2 separate regions of the Homo sapiens genome follow, and region 1 is linked to region 2. Evidence: chromatin contacts called from ENCODE Hi-C or POLR2A ChIA-PET data. All regions are on one chromosome and are shown on one strand. Each heading gives the region's core, a stretch centred on a gene start or an enhancer-like site at or near the end of the contact. The rest is flanking DNA. Distances are from core to core; before and after follow the strand shown.

Region 1 (5,680 bases), core at 954-3,453, 56 kb after region 2:
GTTTGTTCACTTATCCCAGACGCTTGACTCACGAGGGACCGTGTTTATACTGGCTCTGTCCCAGGGTCACTTTGGTTGAGTGGTATCCATTGGTGTGGCTCCTACAGCAAAAGACCAAGTCCTGATGCCAAGAGAGATTAGGAGTTTGCAACGGGAAAGAAGAGGAATAAACAAAAAAGAGTGGCTCCAAGTCAAGTAAGTTGCTGAGCTGACTTGAGCTTGTTTCTACTTGTGGGAAACTAAAATCAATCTCTGGTCTGGTTGAAATAATCTTCAGACTGTCTGAACACCATAGTTGGTGGCACAGATTTACAGACATCTCAGCAGATTGGAGTGCAGAAGAGCAGAGAGTAAGTGGGTTATGAGCCAGCTTAAAGCTTCACTCAATGGAAACTGGAGCCCCGTCTTTCCAGAGAGGCAAAAAATGAATAATAATAATTGTGATGACGATGATGATGATGAGACATTAAATAAACCTCCTTGGAGCTTTTTGCTGACTTCTTCTGCTGGTGCCTGCACTTTCTGCCTCCCTAGAGGTTCCAACAAACCTTCTGACTCTAAAAGGAAACCCTTCTGAGACCAAAAGGATAGCCAATTATCTCAAGTTTTACAGCATAAATAATCTAATTGGATACTAAGAGGAGTCCAGATATTTGCACAAAAATTAAACCGTCACACAGAAGGGTGTTATACCCCTGCCTGGCCTCCTTCTTCCTAAAAGCCTGGAGAGTGAACAGACTTGAGTGTTGAACGACCCCCATTTCCTCCTGCTCTACCATGAGTGGGCACCATGGCCTCAGGCATGGGACCAACCTCTCCATATCCTCTCAGTTTGAGGAGGGAGGTGCTATCCACTGTGCCTCCCTTGATAGGAGAAATCAAGCATGCATTGAAGCCCTTGACAAAGAAAAAATTGCTGAACAGAAGCAAGGTCTGCAGGACATGGGTCCTATTGCTGCTGGGCATTTTGCAAGGATAAATATTACATAGTCACTCAGTTTGGTAGGAAGTTTGCTCACAAGAATTGGAACTGGAGGGGCTGGAAAATAAAAACTCCAATGGAAAAGGCTAAATTCCTTTTATCTTCATTCTTTATTGTTAACTACTTAAGCCACATAATCCCCTCAGTGTCAGGTATCCCAGGCCAAGAATCCTATATACCCAGGCACATCGCCACCCCTGCACCACCAGGCCACATAATACTAGAAATTCATTCAGAAAAACTCTTTCCAGATTGATTAATTGGTGATTGAATAAGTGAGGGAAGGAATAGGGGAAAGGGCAGAATCAGAAAATGAGAAGCGAACGCAGGAAGACAAAATTAGCGTGGCAGGTACAATGGCACCTGCCCAGATCCCCTCTCTATGGACAGATGGCCGCAGCTGCCAGGAGGGCCATTATACCCTTCAGAAGTGGCTGCAGTTGCAGAGAGATGCCTGACTAGGGCATCCCACAACTGACAGATCCAGGCAGGTGTATAAAGGTACCACTGGGTCATTTTAACCCAATGCTGAACAATGCTGCTAAGCCATTTTAGCTCCTGAGCTTCCCTGGCATCCGCTGAGGCTGTCTCCTCTGCATCACTGCTCAGCTCCCACCTCTGTCCACTCAAACTTTTCTTGTCCTCACTTCCACTGGTGTCGATCTCAAGGGCACCAAATATCCTATCCCTTAAAATCCATTAACAAATATCCTATCCCTTAAAATGCATCTCAGAATCTGCCTCCAGAGAACACGACTGTGACCACTAGGAAATGTAGCCAATGGAAATTCTCAAAGACTAAGAGGAGAATGAAGAAGGCAGGGGACACACTCATCTTCTTTGTGCTGTCATTGCCATTCCTTGTCTGGGTGTCTGCTTCAGCAAGGCACTGGAGCACAGTGACAAAGAAACATGTGTTAGGTTCCTGGGACCTCTTTCTCACCTTAGTTTTGTCACTCACGAGCTGTGTGGTCATGGATAAGTCAATGTCTCAGGGCCTCTTTTTGCAAGTTAAGAAACAAGGACAATAATGATCCTACCTGACATTTGAGTCATCATGAGGATCTCCTACGACCGTGGATGCCAGTGTGCACGGGAGATGGTAACACCCCATCTGCTAGTGACATTTCCCCCTTCTCCAGCCAAAGCTTGGAAAGACAGCAGGACCTTGAAAATGGCAGCCAGAAAGGCAGCCATTTCCACCCTGAGCTTCAATCCCCAGGCTGAGGAAGTCCTTGCAGGGAGGAGTTAGCTGCTAGAAGTCATGGGAGAGGGGAGGGTACTATCTCATTAAACTCTCACCCATAGATCATATTGAACACCTGCTACCTATGTGTTAAACTCCAGGCCAGTCCACACACATAGGGAGATGGAAATTAACTAAACCTGCAAACAAATAAAAACCTCCCACAGGGAATAAGCCAAGTAACAGGAGTTACAGAAGGCCTCCCTGAGGAAGTCACACTTGAAATGAGAACTGAATGACGAGAAGGAGGTATGTCGACAAAGGAGGAAGGGAAGGTGATTGCAATCTGAGATGAATATGAGTCCCAAGAAGTCCTCATGGTCAGGGGAGCAGAGAGCAGAAGGCCTGGAACACGAGGGTGAAGCTGGGAGAAGTTGGGAGGCAAGAGCTGAAAACGGGCTGGGGAGAGGATGAGGGCCAAGTTGAGCAAGTCCTGGCAGGTCAAAGACTATTAGCTTTATCCTGAATACAACGGGGAGTTGTGGAAGGGCCTTAAGCAGCAGGCAGATGGTTATACCAGCTGCAGAGGGAAGGATGGATGGCAGGGAGGTCAGAGTGGGTAGCATTAACAACCATGAGCATTGGTTGATTTACTACGTGCTTGACACAGTTCTAAGTGTTTAAATGAAGCACAGGCACCCAATAAAATAGGTACTATTGGCCGGGTGCAGTGGCTCACGCTTGTAATCCCAGCACTTTGGGAGGCCAAGGTGGGTGGATTGCCTGAGGTCAGGAGTTCAAGACCAGCCTGGCCAATATGGTGAAACCCTGTCTCTACTAAAATACAAAAATTAGCCAGGCATGGTGGCTGGCGCCTGTAATCCCAGCTACTCAGGAGGCGTAGGAAGGAGAATCACTTGAACCTGGGAGGCAGAGGTTGCAGTGAGTCGAGATAGTGCCATTGAACTCCAGCCTGGGTGACAGAGTGGGAGTCTGTCTCAAAAAAAAAAAGGTACTATTAAGATCCCCATTTTAAAGATGAAGACATGAAAATACACAGAGAACAAACAAACATGATGCCAACCAAGCTGTCTGGCTGCAAAGCCATACAGGTAACTACACAATACTACATGGTGGGTAGACCAGATGGACAGCTATTTTAGTAATCCAAATTTGAGTGACAGCAGTGGAATTGGAAAGAAGTGGATGGATTTTCAAGCGTGTAGGAGATCAAAAGAAAAGTCAGAACTCAGTTACACTTTGGCCACAGGGATGTGGGGAGATGGTTTTTGGGAGAGTGATGGGGTGGCAGTGAGAGACACTGAGATATAGGGGTCCAGAAGAAAACCAGGGTTGCAGTATCAGGACGGACAGGAGGTCGGGGACAGCATGAGTCCACTGGGACTTGCAGAGATTTGAGATGTCCCGGTGACATATTTCGTAGTGTTGTATTCTTTTAAGGATACCTGGTTTTATCCTCCTACAATATTCTGGCTCTTTCTGTTTGACTACGATCCATCTGGAATAGTCACCTGTTTAATATAATCTGGCTCCTGTGCACACAGGAAAGGAGCCACTGTCTCCCTTAAAGTCCCCTTCCAGAAGCAAGAGTGTCCTCACCCCTCCTCAGCCCAGCACATCCTCATGCGAAATCATCACGGGAAGCAGGACAGTCCCTGCTATGCAAGGAGAGGGCAGTTGAGCATGAGGGCTGGTTAAGAGAAGAGATTTCTGAGCCCGACTCCAAGCCCTACGATTTATGAGTTGTGAGATTATGTCTTTGCCCAATTTATTAATCTGTCTAAACCTCAGTTTTTCTATCTGTAAAATATGGTTCTTGAGAGGCTGCAATGAGATGATATACCTAAGAGAAAGCCCAGAGCCTGGCAGGCAATAGCCAAGCGATGGTAGCAGTTATTATCCCTAGTGGAAATCGCAGCACATGAACACTCTTGGATTGTTGTTTGTTTCACAGCTCGAGTCTCTGGAACTGGAGGAATCCCTTCCAGTTACCTCCTGTTCTTGCTTTTCGGATGCCGGGGGCCTCTCTTGCCAGAACAGCGGTCATGAGCCATGAGGGCAGTTTCTACACATCTTCCTAGACAGGATGGCTTGGCTTATGATCTGGAAGATGTTTTGCCACTGTTCAGCCACAAGAATGGTTGTCATTTGCTCCGTTGCTTGTAAAGGAAGGCTCGTCTATGGCATTTGGTTAGTGAGAGCAGCAGTTTAGAGAATAAGGAAAGAAGTTTGTTTGAAGAGAGTCTCAGAAAGTGAAAGGTAACTGTTTTACACAGATGATGGATGAAGCGACTCCTTTTGCAATAAGCCCTTATCTTTCCTTAAAGCTTGTTCCAAGGGGGAAAGCCTATCACCTGGCCTACTGTGATTCTTGGAGTCTCCTCTGGCAAAAGAGGTGGCAGTTGTGGCTTGCCTCCATTTCGTTTTCTCTGCTGAGACCTCCAGAAAGTCAACCTGCCTCAGAAGGTGCAGGTCCCATGGGTTGTGGCCCCTCACGGGATGGTTACAAGGCAGGCAACTGAGTCACACATTTCGTTGCTTCCCAGGACACTGGAGACTTCTCACCTTGAGGGTGGGAGAGGTCTGACGGTTTGAAGGAAAGAGGGATTCCTACATACTGCAGGTCTTGGTAGGGAAAATGTCTTTGTTTATGAAGCCTTGGCGAGCACAATCATGAGTGATTTGGGGAAGGATTTCCTGGGGAATGGAGACTCTGTGAAACAGACAGGTCTCGCCTCATTTCTCTCTAGTCCCTGGCAGCAGCTGCTCACAGGAAAGAGTGCAGGGTCTTTGCTAAGATTCACTGAGGTTCCAGCACTGCATAGAAACAAGTAGCTAAGTGTCCCAGTAATTGTCACCATCTGTACCTAAGAGAAAGGAAAACCTCACGTGTGACCATCTTTTTTTTTAAGCAATCATTTCTTGAGAGAATAAAGCAGAAAAACCTGAACTTATCCTTTTGCTTGTACTAGGAGAAAGAGAAAACGCAACAAAACACACACACCTGACCCCTAGCTAACCTTTCTCAGGATGGGGATGGGAGGGTCCTGTCTGGAATCTCAGAAGTTGGGGCTTCCTAAGGCACCCCTACACCCCCGTTTCCTGGAATCTGCTAAAAGAAAATGGAAAACTAGCCGAGATATTTGACTGAGGTTTCTTAAGAAAACATATTCTCGGTTTGGGTTGTTTTCTGAGGGGAGGGTTGGAGCGATGTGGTTTAAGTAAGAAAATTGCTCATGAACAGTGATGGAAATAGTGACTCTCTTGACTGTTCCACATGTCTCTGGCTATAGTTACAGGAAGCAAAGTGGAACAGTGTTTGCGAATTACCTGGGGAACACGGGCAGAGTGGACAACTGATCTAAAAGGCTGGAGCCAAGAAAACATCACTGCATCAGTGATCTGGGTAATTCCATGGCTGGAGCATGTGTTTAGTTACTTAAGTGGAAGGTGGGGACGATCTTATTTCGGGAGCCTGGCTAGACTCCAAG
Region 2 (5,711 bases), core at 2,377-4,876:
AAAACAAAAACAAAAACAAACAAACAAACAAAAATCCACCTTCCTACTTCCGAGAAGTGCTACAGTAAGGCTATGAAGACCAAGCATTATGTATGTATCTGAGCTGTTTTCTGTTATTTCCCCCTCTGTTTTTATGTCAGAAGAAACTGTACCATTACTTCTAGAGTAGAAGATGTTGGAATGTCTCCTCATTGGTCTTACTGTTCCAATCACGTGAGCACCAATGTAATGTTCATTACTAACATTAGTGCCTGCAAGAATATCCTACTGGAAAGGGAATTAGCTGTGATTTTGTTAAGTGTCCAGCCAATTTTCATAAAAGACACAGTATCTGAGATGGCTGTTAAACATGTCAAGAGATTGTGTACGAGGGGAATAAATCAAGGAAGACTCTATAGGTTGGTCTGATTCTGTGATATTACCAGAATTACTGGTAATATCTACAGCATTTAGAAACTTCATCCACAGTCAGATTTAATCCCAGGGCTATGAAGCCTGGAGAATATATGGGTAGAACTCAGGAGAATCCACGATCTCACATGAGGAGAAAAGAACAGCAGTTTATTTTAGATGGCCTCTAACTAAAATTTGTATTGAGTGTGTGCAGCAAACCACAGATGTACTAGCTGCAACTGTGACTTTGTCATAGTGGAAATCACAGACATTTCAATATCACATTCCAGTCATTTCAGAGACCTTGAAATAACATTGCTGCTCACCACACCTTCAAAACATTAGCTCTGATTTAATGCTTGGAAAAGTATAATTTTGTTTTTTCAGTACTGTAATAGGTGCATTTTAATATCATTGGTGTCTTCTGTAATCTTTGTGACTTTACTTTTATCTGTTTAAACACTTTATTCTGAGAAGGCAGGCATGTGTCTCACTAGTCCACCAAAAAAGACCATAACATAAAATGTTAAGAGCCCCTGAGCTAATATCTTAAAAATGAGACAAACTTCTTAGCTTTTCTGACACCTCTGGTAAGCCATGCATGAAAAGGCTGCACCCCCATCCCGCAGTGGTTAGATTTGTTTTCAGAGTTTTTAGTACTGGGAAAATCTGGATTGTTTTTTTTCTTCTAAGAAGGATGGCTTTACGTTAAACCCTGTCTTTAAGTTTCTTGGCCTTAGGAATGACTCTTGAGCATAAGTTTGCTTTTCCCTAGGGATGCCAGATTTAGCAGATTTAGCAAATACAAATGTAAGGCCACTCTGTACTATGCAAATCTATAGATACATATATGTAAATAGTACATATGTATCTCTGAATTTCAAATAAACAATGAATAATTTTAGTATAAGCATATAGCAAATATAGCATGTGACAGGCTTATACTAAATTATTTGCTGTCCATCTGAAATTCAAATTCAACTGGGCATCTTGTATTTTATCTGGCAACTCTAAAAACACCAAATTTGGGCCAATAGTCCTCCGGCTAATTAACTACAGATGGTTAGAATGTGTTTTCTTACACTGTACAGTGATGGAAATTAGTTAACTGCCAAATGTCTTAATTTTTGATTGAATGTGAAGATATTTTTAAGTTTGAAATTTTGTATTATCATTCAGTGATCACAGAGTCTGCTTTCAACTTTGGGACAAGCAAACAACTGAGAAATACTACCAGTCTTTAAAGCAAATTTTGGTATAAACTGTGTTCCACTGCGATACAGTTTCTATATCAGAGAAATGTGGTCAAAATGTAGACTGATAGTGAGACAGAATTTCAAAACTTTTTGACATTTGTCCCATTGTTAAATAACTTGTTTTTTTCTTTGTTTTTTTTTTTTTTTTTTTTTTTTTTTTGAGATGGAGTCTCACTCTGTTGCCCAGGCTGGAGTGCAGTGGTGCTATCTCAGCTCACTGCAAGCTCCACTTCCCGGGTTCACGCCATTCTCCTGCCTCAGCCTCCCGAGCAGCTGGGACTACAGGCACCTGCCACCACGCCCGGCTAATTTTCTGTATTTTTTAGTAGAGACAGGGTTTCACCGTGTTAGCCAGGATGGTCTCGATCTCCTGACCTTGTGATCCGCCTGCCTCGGCGTCCCAAAGTGCTGGGATTACAGGCATGAGCCACCGCGCCCAGCCATAATTTGGTTTTAAATCAAGCACAAGTCGTAATTTCCATTGCCTGGGATGAGATTCATGCTAATAACTAATATGAATGCCAATGAAGATAAGAATTTTACCTTTGCATGCAGGTGAATTACATCAGAGCCCATTAGTCATCAATTTGTAGAGACTGACAACTCCACATTTATTTCAAATAAAAGAAAATGTAGTAGTCAGCATGAGGCCAGAAAACAAGCCAGCCTGAAATTGTTACCCATATTTATAAAACATACTTTCTATGTTTCCGTGCCTTCATCGTAGTGCAAAATATTATAAATGTGAGGCAAAGAAAGATAAATGTGAGTGGTAAAAATTGGCAGACTCAACATCTTAGTGAGAGAGATAGATTTACTTAAGGGAAAGTCAGTTTGGAAGTATTGTAAATTATATAATGATATGGCATAAAAAGGCATGATCCAGTCTCAAGCATCTTCTTATGTCTCACAGAAACAGGAGTTAAGAAAACCAGCATCACTGCTTACTTCCCACGTGTCATCTCCTGTGAATGCTCCAACCATGTCCACTTTGAAGTTTCATTAAATAAAACACATTAAGCCGGGCGCGGTGGCTCACGCCTGTAATCTCATCACTTTGGGAGGCGGAGGCAGGCAGATCACTTGAGGTCAGGAGTTCGAGAGCCTGGCCAACATGGTTAAACCCCATCTCTATTAAAAATACATAAATTAGCCGGGTATGGTGGTGCATGCCTATAATCCCAGCTCCTCGGGAGGTTGAGGCACGAGAATCATTTGAACCCAGGAGGCTGAGGTTGCAGTGAGCTGAGATCGCACCATTGCACTCTCCAGCCTCGGCAACAGAGCAAGACTGTCTCAAAAAAAAAAAAAAAAAAAAAAGGTCAAATACTTGCTTCTCTACCAGTATTATCTGCAAAAACAGAAGCCTTCCACTCTGATTTATACCACAGTCAGACAAACCCAAACGCTGTGGATTTCCTTCTCCTTAACCAAATGGTACTGTTTTGAGCCATCTTCTCCTCTGTTGTAGGTTTGGACTAATCCAGACAAAAATAGTGAGTGAGATTCCACTAGCCTGTTGAAGAAATCTCTTTCCTAAGGAGAAAATTGGGACCAGGAGCAGTGGCTCACACCTGTAATCCCAGCACTTTGGGAGGTCGAGGCAGGTGGATCACTTGAGGTCAGGAGTTCAAGACCAGCCTGGCCAACATGGTGAAACCCCATCTCTACTAAAAATACAAAAATTAGCTGGGTGTGGTGGTGCACACCTGTAATCCCAGCTACTTAGGAAGCTAAGGAAGGAGAATCGCTTGAATCTGGGAGGCAGGGGTTGCAGGGAGCTGAGATTGTGCCACTCCACTCCAGCCTGGGCGACAGAGACAGACTCCATCTCAAAAAAGAAAAAAAGAAAATTGAGCAGTGCATTACGGAGGCTGACACAGTACAATTCGCCTCCTCACCCCCTCCACACTCACTTCCAGACATCAGTGTTCCTGTTTTGCCAGTCATCTCACAACAATGCATGTCCAAGCCACGCTGTGATTAGAGGGAGAATATGCTTATTACCCAAGTTCTTCGCATGTTGGAGCAGGGAGAGGCCAAGGGTGGTAAACCACAGGAAATTTCCATTTGCCCTCCGCTGCGGCACTCTCACTCTATAGGGAAGTTAGTTGTTATTAGGTAATAATGTTCAGCGGAGGTTGGTCACTCGTAACAACAGACAGATGTGTAATGTTTTATTTGGGTTAGCCAGCTCTCTCACAAATAAAGGGCCTGAAATTAAACTGTCTTTATGAAAATATTCAGTAAATGATACCTCTGGCTTATTCCAGTGCTCAGATTCTTTGCCATGGAAAATGGCAAATGAGTCCCCTGTTGGGCCCGGAATCTGTTTAAACTTGTCTTTGTCGAGTACAGAAGGGTTGATGTTCTATGAGATTAAAAAAAAGTTTTTAAAGAATTCGCATCGAGGAGTAAAGGGAACAACGATGCAAACCACATTTAGAGATGGAAAAGAATTTTTTTTAGTACTTATGGAATTTCAAACAATAATAATGGAACAGAAACATAGGAAAAAAGCTACATATCTGACCACAGAGGCAAATTGCATTATTACATGCTCACATGCAATGCAAATGTGGATTGGTCTGTAAAGGAACACTTTTTGCTTTTCTAATGTATAGTAGGGTGAGAGGAGCACCTCTCCAATTTGCCAAGGCATCACTAGCAAACTCCAGCTACCGAATTGCTTGGGGAAATTGAGTTCTTTTGAAGACAGGTTCTTGGGAACTGTACCCCAAGAACTTCTGGTTAAGTAGCTCAGGTGTGGAGCCTGAGAGCCTGCATTTCTGACGATGGAGATGCTGCGGTTGGATGAGGGGAGAAGGGTCACACTATTCTATACCACCCTGTTTCCAGTAGCCAGTGAGATGGATAACTCATCTCAACATAGAGTGTGACCACGAAGAGAGATACCTACCCGTAAAATGGACTAAGATTCACAAAAGCTTGTTTCCAGCTCTAACCTTGTTACTGGCTCAGTAACCTTGAACAAGTTACTCAAACTTTTTGATCCTTTTATCTCCCTAGATATAAAGTGTAGAGTTTAGACCAGATCAGCACTCCTCAGTGTTCTCAAATGTCATAAAAAGGCTAAACACACACACACACACACACACACACACACGTATATATAGCTACAGTTAAGCAGGTTTTATAACTGTAGGACGTCTCAGAAACTGTAATAAACAAATGTGCAATGTGGCTCTCCAAAGAGTGAAAACAATGGGGTGTCTGGGGGCTCAGCTTCAGCTCCAGTAGGCAAATCCTTCCAAAAGTATTTAACCACAAATTCCTTTATGTGTATGGAACACCTGAATCACACACTTCAGCAAGAGAACCCCTAATGTCCTCCAGCCTTAACTTTCCCATCCTAGAATCTAGGTTCTCCCCACAGTCCTCCAATGTTCCCAGCCAGGCCAATGCTAAAAGCTTCCCTTAATGATACCCATTATCCAAGGAAGAAACCTGAGAGCAATTTTCTACTACCTGTTTGCTTTTTTCCAGCAATTCTCAACTTTTTGCCAAGACATTACACCCGAATTTCTATCCCCAAGGAAACATTTTCTAACTAAAAACTCCACCTGGCCACTGCAGTACTTATATATTTAATCCCAATGACTTTCTCCATTCCTTTGTTTGAAAGTAATGAGACTAAATTTTAGACAATCTAATTTCTTGGCTTATTCATTTTCTCCATATTCCAGATAACTTTTAAGTGGTGAAGAGTATAAATCGTGGTTTTCCAAGTGTAGTCTAAGGTCTAACAGCATCGGGGATATCTGGGAAATTATCAGAACTACAGACCCTCTGGCTGCACCCCAAACCTGCTGAATCGGAAATTCTGAGGTAGGACCCAGTCATTTGCATTTTTATCAACCCCTCCAGGTGATTCTAAAGCACACTGAAGTTAGAGACACAGTGTTGAGATCAGAAGCATGGACTATGGATTCCAACATACCTTGTGCTATATCACAGTTCCTTTGTCTGAAATATGGGAATAATATTAGTACTTACTTCAGAGTCTATGTGAGAATTAAATTAATATATAATACCTAATAT

The links. A loop is a pair of places that touch in the nucleus more often than their neighbours do. ChIA-PET counts read pairs that join two places held with the same protein, here RNA polymerase II (POLR2A). Pooled maps may share reads with other maps.
Region 1: a loop to region 2 is called in a map of chondrocyte, with 4 times the contacts of the local background. The contact joins the promoter of LINC01423 here to the enhancer-like site in region 2. A Hi-C loop is called at or near these places in 13 of 168 maps with a recorded cell type or tissue (CD14-positive monocyte, CD8-positive, alpha-beta T cell, Right ventricle myocardium inferior and 8 more), 2 of 37 single-sample maps with no recorded cell type and 13 of 50 pooled maps. POLR2A ChIA-PET finds 5 or more read pairs at or near these places in 2 of 52 experiments (A549 and GM12878).

The regions. Positions count from the first base shown.
Region 1 is chr21:38,343,873-38,349,552 of GRCh38, forward strand. LINC01423 (long intergenic non-protein coding RNA 1423) reads right to left here and starts at 2,204. Exons shown (of 6, transcript NR_110545.1): 1 at 2,023-2,204.
Region 2 is chr21:38,286,250-38,291,960 of GRCh38, forward strand. The region is part of intron 1 of KCNJ15 (potassium inwardly rectifying channel subfamily J member 15); the gene reads left to right. Among named protein-coding and RNA genes, the nearest start is that of KCNJ15, 32 kb to the left of the region's middle. Within about 2 kb of position 3,627, at least 7 of the 41 ENCODE cell types and tissues checked have a DNase peak (open chromatin) inside an H3K27ac peak, as active enhancers do; they include CD14-positive monocyte and endothelial cell of umbilical vein, where a contact is called at or near this core.